Regions from separate parts of the Homo sapiens genome. Here regions 1 and 2 are each linked to region 3. Evidence: chromatin contacts called from ENCODE Hi-C or POLR2A ChIA-PET data. All regions are on one chromosome and are shown on one strand. The core of a region is the stretch at or near the end of the contact, and the rest is flanking DNA. Distances in the headings are between cores, read along the strand shown.

Region 1 (3,676 bases), core at 189-2,688, 490 kb after region 3:
CTCTTTTAAGCCCCCGAACCTTTGGCTAAAAGGGTCTGATTACCCAAAGAGATTAGAAACGCCTCTTGGCGGCTGGGCATGGTGGCTCATGCCTGTAATCCCAGCACTTTGGGAGGCCGAGGCAGGAGGATCACCTGAGGTTGGGAGTTTGAGACCAGCCTGACCAACATGGAGAAACTCCGTCTCTACTAAAAACACAAAATTAGCCGGGCGTGGTGGTGCATGCCTGTAATCCCAGCTACCTGGGAGGCTGAGGCAGGAGAATCACTTGAACCCGGGAGGCGGACGTTGTGGTGAGCGGAGATCGCGCCATTACACTCCAGCCTGGGCAACAAGAGTGAAACTCCGTCTCAAAAAAAAAAAAAAAAGAAAAAAGAAAAGAAACTCCTCTTGCCAGGAAAGCTTGAGAATAGGGATTGAACCCTTTCCACTTGAGGTGGTTCACGGAAGCTCTGAGCGCTCGCTGGCTATAAACATAAACTACGGAGTTGCTGGGAGGCTCATACCTCCGCCAACTCCATCCAGCCTCCAAGTGAAACCTCAGGAAGGACTCTGGTTCTGCTCCATTTGTAAATACTACTTCGTCTTCTTTTCTATTTTTTATGAGATGGGGGTCTGGCTATGTTGCTTAGGCTGATCTCAAACCCCTGAGCTCAAACAATCCTCCCACCTCGGCCTCCCAAAGTGCTAGGATTACAGGTGTGAGCCACGGCGCCTGGCCTCCAACTACTTCTTTCAAGTACTTGTTCAACTTTTGTGTTTTGACCCAATGGGCTGAAGAGCGACAGGAGAGCTCACTGTGGCTTTTTAAAACCCCCAAACTGTTTATACAAAAAAGACTCCCTGGTGATTACGATGACCACCCAGGTGTGAGAAGCATACCTCAGCCTGTTCAGGTGTAAGTGAACTACATACAGATTGAGGGCCCTTGTGCCACAAGCGGTAGGTAGCCTGGCCAATCCTCCACCAAAACACCATCAGTCTCTCAGGAGCTCTCCCAGCCTCGACTCCTCCTCTCTACTTCCAGCAGTACTGTCCCACGGTCTCAAATCTTCACTCCACAGACGTGAGGCCGAGGTCAGAGGACTGGACCCGAGGTCGGAGGCCCCGCGTCCCGCCCCCGCGCTGGCGCTCCCAACGGCCCACGGGCAAAAGCCAAGGCTGGGTGGGCGCTGGGCCGATGGGGACCAGGCAGGAAGGAGGCCTTGGGGACCAGGCAGGAAGGAGGCCTTGGGGCCAGGAAGGGGGTCAGTCTCCTCACCTGCCTCTGCTCCTCGCTTAGCCCATTGATTGCATCGTCCACGGGCAAAAGCGAGTGGGCCCGCTGGGAAACGAAGCCGGCAAGCGGCGGCCGCAGCCTCCAGCTCGCCACACGCCACCCCAGCAGCCGAGTCGCAGTCGCCATCTCTGCCATGCACGAAGAGCCAGCGCTGAAACTGAGCCAGCTCTTAGCTCCACCAATCCAGGCTTCGCCGCCCACCAAACCGGCTAGGGGGTGGGCTGCAGCAGCCAATCACCCTAGGCGGCCCGCCGAAGGCGTTGCTGCCCTTGGACCGCACCCGAGCCAATCAACCGTGATCGCCTGCCAGCTTCCAGCCAGTGCAACGGCCGCAGGCCGAGTGGCCCTGCCCCGAACGCTGCAAATGCTGGCGTGCTCCCTAGGATGAGTGTTTTTAGCGGGGTAGAAGAGCAAGTGTTTTTTTCTTTTTATCTCCCTGCGTTGAAATAGCAGCCCCTAACTGCGGAAATCTCTCTGTGGGAAAGCAGAGTGTGGAAACAGCAATCAGAAAACTGCCCACGTACCCAGTAAATTGGTCAAGCATCTCTGGAATAATTAAGATCGGAAAAGTAGTGCTTGCTCTAACGTGCACACTGATCATAACAGAGTACATCTTGCTTTATTATATAACAAGGTTTGTAGATTTAGATTCATGTTTTATGGGAAAGGGGTTATTAAGGAGTAGCTGCCTTCTAGATTGGAGATGCGCCTCGATTTACAGTGGGGTTACTTCTCGATAAACCCATCATAAATGGAAAATATTGTAAGTCAAAAATGCACTTTGAAAATACACTTAGGCCGGGCATGATGGCTCACACCTGTAATCCCAGCACTTTGGGAGGCCGAGGCGGGTGAGTCACCTGAGGCGGAGAGTTTTAGACCAGCCTGGCCAACATGGAGAAATCCTGTCTCTACTACAAATACAAAAATTAGCTGGGCGTGGTGGTGCATGCCTGTAATCCCAGCTACTCAGGAGGTTGAGGCAGGAGAATCGCTTGAACCCGGGAGGTGGAGGTTGCGGTGAGCTGAGATCACGCCATTGCACTCCAGCCTGGGCAACAAGAGTGACACTCCGTCTCAAAACAGAAAACAAAAAAACACCTAACCTACCAAACATCATAGCTTAGACTAGTGGACCTTAAACGTACTTGGAACACTTATAATAGCTTATAACGGCACAATCATGTAACACAAAGCATATTTTATAAGACAGTGTTAGATATCATTTATTGAATATTGTACAGTTTCTATTCAATGTCTATCACTTTCACACCATCATAAAGTTGAAAAATCTTAAGTTGAACTATTGTAAGTTGGGGACCATTTGTATTTAATATGTGTTAAATATTAAATAGTACATATTTACGTATTATACTATATATTAAATAAGATGTATTAAATAGGCTGGGCATGGTTGCTCATGCCTGTAATCCTAGGACTTTGGGAGCTTAGGTGGGAAGATCGCTCGAGGCCAGGAGTCCAAGACCATCCTGTGCAACATAGGGAGACCCTGTCTCCACAAAAAATTTGAGAAAACAAACAACAACAAAAGATGTATTAAATAGTAAATAGTATGTATTTAATACACCAGAATAATAGCAGTCAGGACTTAGAAACACGGGTTCGGGACACAGGGAAAGGAAGAGTGGTGAGGGGAAAGAGGGGAGCTGATGGAATTAAGTCTCTATCCCCTCTCCACTTGCTCTATTTTCCTCCTCCATGTTGTGTCAATGTTATTTTTAAAATTTAATTAATTAATTAGAGATGGGGCCGGGGTGGGGGTGGGCAGTCTCACTATGTTGCCCAAGCTGATCTTGAACTCCTGGGCTCATGTGATCCTCCTGTCTTGGCCTCCCAAAGTGCTAGGATTACAGGCATGAGCCACGGAACCCAGCCAAGTCAATGCTCTTGAACAACTCATCTCAGGTTGGTACCCTGAGTCCAGGAGTCTATGCAATCCCACTACATAGCTGTGGGACTTTCGGCAAGTTTCTTAGATCTTTTCAGTCACTGTTTCATCATCTTTAAAACGAAAATGATACCAACCAACTTTAAGGCTACTATGAGGAATAAAAGAGATTGCATACTTAATGATTCAGCACAGTACTTGGCACATTGCTCTCATTTTTAGATCATTCATACCACATCCAACTTCCCTGCACCCATTCCTCAGCTTCTAACTCACCCCCTCACCATAATTTGAAGTACTACTGAGAAGTTAACACCCGATCATAGCACTGCTTTTTTGTTGTTGTTGTTGTTTAAGACGGAGTCTCACTCTGTCGCCCAGGCTGGAGTGCAGTGGCGCCATCTCGGCTCACTGCCAGCTCCGCCTCCCGGGTTCACACCATTCTCCTGCATCAGTCTCCCGAGTAGTTGGGACTACAGGCGCCTGCC
Region 2 (3,379 bases), core at 611-3,110, 350 kb after region 3:
AGTTACATGAATGAGGTGTGGCGGCAAGGCTAGAGAGAAGTGGATATGGGAGCATTTGCAAGGAGAACCACTGAGGCTTGGTCACTGAGTGGAGGGAAGTGTGGCACCTGAGTGTCTGTCTTGGGAGCTGCAGGCTCTCAGCAGGTAGTAGTGGGTGGTTAGCAGGTGGTGGTGCCAGGATGGAGAGCCAAGCCTAGCTCTCCAGTGCCTGTGCTCTCTGCTGGTACCCCACACCACCTCCTACAGGCCAAAGTGGAACAGTAGTGGGCCTTTGCTCCTCGATTCCCTAGCCTCCAGCCCCAGCCTTTCCTAAGCCCTCAATGTACTATTCCTATTAGTCAATGTGTGGCAGAGAGATGTTCATCTCCCCCCATTCTCTCCACCTCCTCTGTCCCAAGTGTTGTGTCACACATTGCTCTAAAGGTTTTCTTTTCCCAAACAAACTGACTCTCTCCTCCCTTCATTTTGACGTAATCCACTTTTAAAAATTACTTCTTTAGCAGATAAGTAGAAAGGGAGGAGGCAAAGGTGAGAGGGATTGTGTGTGTGTGTGTGTGTATGTGTGCAGAAGAAAGCAGATAGGTTACTGAGAGTTTATGAGCATTTTAAAGAACAGATATTTCCAGGACCAGTTTTGGCTCTTTAATCTTACATCCTTTGGGGATGAGACCATCAAATATTGGCTTAGCAGAATGCCAAGGTGCAGTGTGGTCTTCAGCATGGTGCCTGATCAAGGCAGACAGGATGCGGAGTGTACATTGGGTAAGAGTATGGTAGAGGAGACCCACAGTTGTTAGAACAATCATCCCAAAGGTAAACTCTTGGATTGATAAACTGACATGTTGTTGGTTTCTTTTTCCTCTGTTCAGCTCAACATCTTTATCAATGATTTGGTTGAGTGAATAGAAGGTAACCTTATCAAAAGTGAGAGGAGTAGGTAATTGAATAAAAGAATAACAATTCTAAAATTTTTCTATAGACTAGAGTGATGGGACAAAGTATGAAACATGATACAGATAAATGTGAAATCTTTCATTTGGGATCAGAAATTAACTACACAACTAGAGGACAGAGAAGAACAGAGTATTTATTAGTTTGTTCTAGTGACAGAAGCCAAGAAGCCAGACTCTGGAAAGTTTTCCAAGGCTGTTGAAAAAAAAAAATCCAAGCCGGACTCAATTCTAGTCTAAGACATATAGAGCTGGCTTCAGTTAGCTGGACCTCAGGACTCCAGCAGTATCTTTAGCCTCTCTTCCTCCCACTGTTGACTCTCTCTGTGTGTTGGTATAGCACAGGGAGCTCTGGGCTGACATGATTCCAGTTTAGGAAGTCCAGAGGAAAGATAACACTTTCCAACCCCATATAATAGATGCCAGGGGGCTCCGCACAGTGGTTTAGGCTTAACAATCCCAGCACTTTGGGAGGCCAAGGTGGGAGGATCACTTGAGCCCAGGAGTTTGAGACCAGCCTGGGCAACAGAAAGAGACCCCGTCTCTACAAAAAAAAAATTTAAAAATTAGCCTGGCGTGGTACTGCATGCCTGTAGTCCAGCTACTCGGGATGCTGAGGTGGGAGGATTGCTTGAGCCCAGGAGGTTGAGGCTGCAGTGAGCTATGATTGCCCTACCGCACCCTATCCTGGGCGACAGAGCAAGATCCTGTCTCAAATAAATAAATACATTCCAGGGGAGGGACTCAGATTGGCTTGGCCTGGGTCACATGCTCATCATTGGAGCACTGACTATGACAAGGGCAAGATCTATGGTTAGGGGTACAGGATACTGTGGTAAACAGTCCCACCAGAACCATATGAGAATGGGAAGTGAAAGAGGATTGCTGTTGGCTGAAGAAAGGGGAAAGTGGTATGGAAAACCCCAAACAGGTGTTCAGTGTCTTAACAGTTCAATGGAGTCAGCAGTGTTATGTGCTGCTAAAAAAAAGTTATAATTCTAGGAATCAATAGTGGAAATGTACCTGTGTACCTGGGACATAGTAGTGTAAAAATATATTCTGCAGTGGTCATGCCTCTCTGAAAGCATCGTCTGGGCACCACATTGCAAGAGGATGTTCTGCAGTGAGCAGGTCTATGCAAACCTACCCCTAAAGGCCAAGAGAGCTGAGGGGCCAAAGAAACAGGCTGACAAGCCCGGGTGCAGTGGCTCATACCTGTAATCCCAGCACTTTGGGAGGCTGAGGTGGGTGGATCACGAGGTTAGGAGTTTGAGACCAGCCTGGCCAATATGGGGAAACTCCATTTCTACTAAAAATACAAAAATTAGCTGGGCACGGTGGCGTGCGCCTGTACTCCCAGCTACTTAGGAGGCTGAGGCAGAAGAATCTCTTGAACCTGGGAGGCAGAGGTTGCAGTGAGCCAAGATCATGCCACTGCATTCCAGCCTGGGCGACAGAGTGGGACTCTGTCTCAAAAAAACAACAACAACAACAACAAAAACAAAACAGAGAGAGAGGCTGACGAATCTAGTTTCTCAGAGATAAATGCTTAATAGAAACTTATGCACAGAAGCCATACCTTGGTTGGTCACGAGATGGTGGTTTCCATGCCCGCCCTCCAGAAAGTATCCTTTGTATAACAAGTTTTTAGGGGAAAACATGTGCAGCTGGTCACACCTCAGACTTTATTGCAAGTTTCATGACCACTGGGGAGGTTAGATAAGCATCTTTATGAGGGGTTATTTATGCTACAGGCATTCTTTCTTTTCTTTTTTCTCTTTCTTTTCCATTTTGTTTTTTTTTTTAGACAGAGTCTGGCTCTGTCACCCAGGCTAGAGTGTAGTGGCATTATCACAGCTTATTGCAGCCTCAACCTCCCGGGCTCAAGCTGTCCTCCCTCCTCAGCCTCCTGAGTTTGCTGTGACTATACCCCTGGCTAATTTTTTTTTTTTTTTAAGAAAAGTCTCAGTATGTTGCCCAGGCTGGTCTCATACTCCTGGGCTCAAACAATCCTCCTACCTTGGCCTTCCAAAGTGTTGGGATTATAGGCATGAGCCACCCCACCTGGCCAGGCATCTTTTTTTTTTTTTTCTTTTGAGACAAAGTCTCGCTCTGTCCCCCAGGCTGGAGTGCAGTGGCAACCTCTGCTCCCGGGTTCACACCATTCTCCTGCCTCAACCTCCTGAGTAGCTGGGACTACAGGTGCCTGCCACCATGCCCGGCTAATTTTTTGTATTTTTTAGTAGAGACGGGGTTTCACCGTATTAGCCAGGATGGTCTCAATCTCCTGACCTCGTGATCCTCCCGCCTCAGCCTCCCAAAGTGCTGGGATTACAGGCATGAGCCACTGCGCCCGGCCCAGGCATTGTTTCTTGACCTTGCCACAGGAATGCCTTGGTATGCAGGAGTCAAACATCAGTCATTATGGC
Region 3 (3,518 bases), core at 269-2,768:
CTTCCTTCTCCAGCTGGGCATTCACATACCCTACAGGTAAGGAATGACAAGAAGATTAGCTGTGGAAGAGACAGGTGAAGGGCAAGGAGAGGCAGAAAAAACACCACAGTGCTCCTCGCCACTTTCCTGACATATTCCTATCCCCAGGACCTTGGTTAACAAATAGTTTGATATCAAGTCGTTTGCTGGTCACCTTTACAATAGAGGTCTGGAGCTCTTTCCACACTCTGACAGCAGTGAGGGGTTGATTCTTTGAACCCTTAAGATGCTGTCACAGCATGATATACCTGCTCCCACTGGTAATGGGGCTGCGTGGAGGTGGGACGGGACTGGTGGTCTGGGTATTCTCCCTTATCAGGTCTTTGGCCCAGCAATCCCAGCTTAACTGAAGTAGTATAGCCCCATTCTCTGCCCCCCTCCCTGCCCATGCGGTAATGAGCCTCAGTGTAGAGTTGGCAAGTGCTGGGATATTTTGAGCATTGAATGAAGGTAAAGACTAGAGTGAAAGCAGCTCCAATTCGTTAACTCCACTCACTGGAACAGTTCCCCAGGGCTCCCTATGCCCTCATTCTCCTGGAGACTCACTACTTTCTACAAAAACGTCCCCAAACTCCAGGCTGCACCCAGCTATAGCCAAGGCCAAAAAGATTTCATCTCCATTTTCCCCGTTCAGCGACAAAATTCCCTCTGGGACCCTCCCTTCTTCCTCTGCAATACTCCGCCTTCACCACTTTCTTTGTCCATTCCTTCCCTCCCACCTCCAGAAGGGGCCTGGTGGGAAAAGCATCAGCAGAAGCCGGGAGCCCATTCTAAGTTCTCCCAACAGCCCAACTGCGCCCTGTAGGTGAGTAATTCCTTATCTGGGCCCCAATTCCCTCTCAAAAGGACCCTAGCGGTAGAGCCTAGATCACGCGGCAGCTCCCGTTGCTCTTTCAAACTTCGACTATCCACCAGCTGGGGGCCAAGAGAGCCTGAGGAGAATCAGGGGCCTAGACCCGGAAGGCACGGCCCAGGGGATGACCCCGAGCTCTTGGAGCTGCCCTCCTCGCTGCTCCCACGCAAATGCTAGGAGAGCCGAAAGGGGCAGCGGCACCCTCCTCTTCCTTACCCGAGTGGGGGATGCCCACGCTAGGGCAGCCGGGCTGCAAGACGGCCGAGCGGGACAGCGAGTTCTCGTACTCATCCAGGATGGACGCCATGGTGCCCGGCCTCTGGGCTCTTTGTCCGGGGCCTGGGGATTACAAAAGGGCTACCCCCCCGGGGTCCCCGTCGCCCCAGAATGGAAGCTGTAACTCCCCAGCCTCTGACAGATCCTGGGAACCTGCAGCCGTCGCCTCCTCTTTAAAATCCTGAGGATCCTCTTGCTCTTGCCTTATGCAGCGAGATAATCGGGCAGCCCTCGTCCTTGAATCTGGCGCAGTCTTGCACCTTACTCCCCGCCCCCGCTACAAAAAAATCACAGGCTCCCTTCAGCCGGTGCCAGGTGATCCCAACCTCGCCCCGGCAGCTCAGCTGACTCCCGCCCCCGTGACGCGGGCCTAAAACGTAACTTCCGGGTTCTCAGAGCCCCGCGTACGCTGGCGCACAACGTCGCCGGGCCAGCCAGCAGAAGGCGAGACGAGGGCTGAGGGCTGGGCGCGTGGCGAGTGCTGCTGAACACAAGCCCCGCCCCCAGGATCCTGCTGCAGTTCCGAGCTTTGACACCAGGAGGCAATCCCGGCTTTCTCAGCCGGCCTTCCCCACCCGCCCCGCGCCGCCCAGTTTTGGCTTTCGTGCCCAAGCTCCGCTCCCTCGGGTGGTCTGTCCAGCCTCCCTGACCAGCTCCCGCTCCCGCCTCTCTAAACAGCCTCGGGGAACCTCCCGTTCCTCAATCCAATCGCTGTCTCTATCCCACCGTCACAGGGCACACGCAGACAACTCCTGGCCACTCTTCTCCCTTACCCAAAGGCCCCCCAGCTTCCAGGAGACCGCAGAGCTGGTGGCCAGGCTAGTGGGAAGCCCTGTGCCAGGAACCGCCCTGACCTGCCCCACAGTGGCTCCTTGGCTCAGGGTTGCTGGGCCGCTTCCATTCACTCATTCACCAAAATGTGGTTGAGCACTTACTCTGTGCCAGGCCTTGGGCTGGGCGCTGGGGTCACAGAGATGAGGACAGCCCCTCCCCGCCCTGGAAAAGGTCGTAAGCCAGCAGGGGCGCTGGACCCGTAAATAGACCATTCATACTAGAAAAGCAAGTGATGGATTATCCATCAGGCACTTACTCCACGAATGAGCGTCCACTCTGTGCCAAGCACTGTTCCAGGCTCTGGGGACGTGGCAGAGAACAAGACGGAAAATGTCTCTTGCCTGGTGGGGCGTACCCAGCGACGTGGCCACGGCACTGAGAGCGTGAAGGAGCAGGGAACAAATACCTGCCAAGCCTAGCAAGAACGAGGGACAAGTGGGAGCAAGCGTGAAGGCGGGGGCCGCCCAGCCTGAGGTGGAGAGGGGAGTCCTCAGCCAGGGACCTGCGAGGGCTGGGGCGCGACTGTGGTTGGGTTTTCCTCTCTCACCTGCTTAGGCGACCCAGATGGAGTCTGTTCCCTTCTGGGGCCCTTGGATTCTACCTTGCTAAAGTGGAAGGCTCTGGACTAGGGTCGCCACCGTCCTGGCTCTGCTGGGCGGCCCCCGCCTAACAACTAAGAGCATCCCTTTGCTCTCAGAAGTTTCCAGGTTTGCACCATACCTTATGTGGTTGGGTTACTCTTGCTCAACTTCCTGGCCACGTGCGGAGAACTGTGACTCTCACCAGCCCCACTGAGGGCTATCTGGGCTCTCTGGCTTGGAGGGGCACTAGTCCTGGGGCAGGTGACAAGTATGCTGTCCAGGCTCATTTCCCTTCGCACCAGGGTCCTGCTTCTCTTGACCAAGCCTGCAGCCTCAATGCAGCCTTCCCACCTGAGGTTGCCAGGTCCCAGGAGGGAAGTGCAGGAGCAGGACAATAGGCAGGAGGCTTCCTCTAAGAAAAGTGATCCCAGACAGGGAGCTGCCCTGCTCCATACATAACACTTCACCCCCAGGTCACCTGCCATCTGCCCTCAGGTCTGGACTGTGCAGAGGGTTGTCCCTGCTGCACAGAGCCCATTAGCAGTTGGAGGTCAGCATAGGAGTGCTGCCTTAGGGACACAGAGTACTTCCAGCTACAGCCTCAGGGACCCCAGCACCCCATTGTTGGGCTCCATGGCTCTCCGGGATGTATGGGATAGGCCTGGGTGGACCCTGTTTGTGGCAGACTCAGTACAGTCTCCCTTATGCGTTGATTACCACAGTGCATTTCCACCTACTCATTCTTCAGTTCTTAGGCTGGACTTTGGATTCTTTGAGAGCCACAGAATCAAGTGTGGCAGTTGCAATGAGACAGGTAAGGGATGACTGCTAGGGCATCAAAAGAGAGGATTCCTGTATGAAAGCAGCTGAATTTGACCCAAGACTTGAAGTGCATGTATGATCTCCAAGGGCAAGCTGTATCTCTTATCCCTGCC

The links. A loop is a pair of places that touch in the nucleus more often than their neighbours do. ChIA-PET counts read pairs that join two places held with the same protein, here RNA polymerase II (POLR2A). Pooled maps may share reads with other maps.
Region 1: a loop to region 3 is called in a pooled map, with 4 times the contacts of the local background. The contact joins the promoter of IVD here to the promoter of VPS18 in region 3. A Hi-C loop is called at or near these places in 2 of 50 pooled maps. POLR2A ChIA-PET finds 5 or more read pairs at or near these places in 4 of 52 experiments (GM10248, HEK293, activated T-cell and 1 more).
Region 2: a pooled map shows a loop between it and region 3 (2.7-fold over the local background). The contact joins the enhancer-like site here to the promoter of VPS18 in region 3. A Hi-C loop is called at or near these places in 2 of 50 pooled maps. POLR2A ChIA-PET finds 5 or more read pairs at or near these places in 2 of 52 experiments (GM10248 and OCI-LY7).

Annotation. Positions count from the first base shown.
Region 1 is chr15:40,403,557-40,407,232 of GRCh38, reverse strand. IVD (isovaleryl-CoA dehydrogenase) reads right to left here and starts at 1,438. Exons shown (of 12, transcript NM_002225.5): 1 at 1,262-1,438. The coding sequence starts at 1,405. RefSeq lists enhancers at 1-233, 3,523-3,622.
Region 2 is chr15:40,542,517-40,545,895 of GRCh38, reverse strand. It overlaps a transcript of CCDC32 not described here. Among named protein-coding and RNA genes, the nearest start is that of CCDC32, 21 kb to the left of the region's middle. RefSeq lists an enhancer at 1,860-1,959 and a silencer at 2,110-2,209. Within about 2 kb of position 1,860, at least 3 of the 41 ENCODE cell types and tissues checked have a DNase peak (open chromatin) inside an H3K27ac peak, as active enhancers do; they include OCI-LY7, where a contact is called at or near this core.
Region 3 is chr15:40,892,450-40,895,967 of GRCh38, reverse strand. It overlaps VPS18 (VPS18 core subunit of CORVET and HOPS complexes), which reads right to left and starts at 1,518. Exons shown (of 5, transcript NM_020857.3): 1 at 1,109-1,518; 2 at 1-30. The coding sequence starts at 1,199. RefSeq lists an enhancer at 703-792 and a silencer at 1,633-1,802.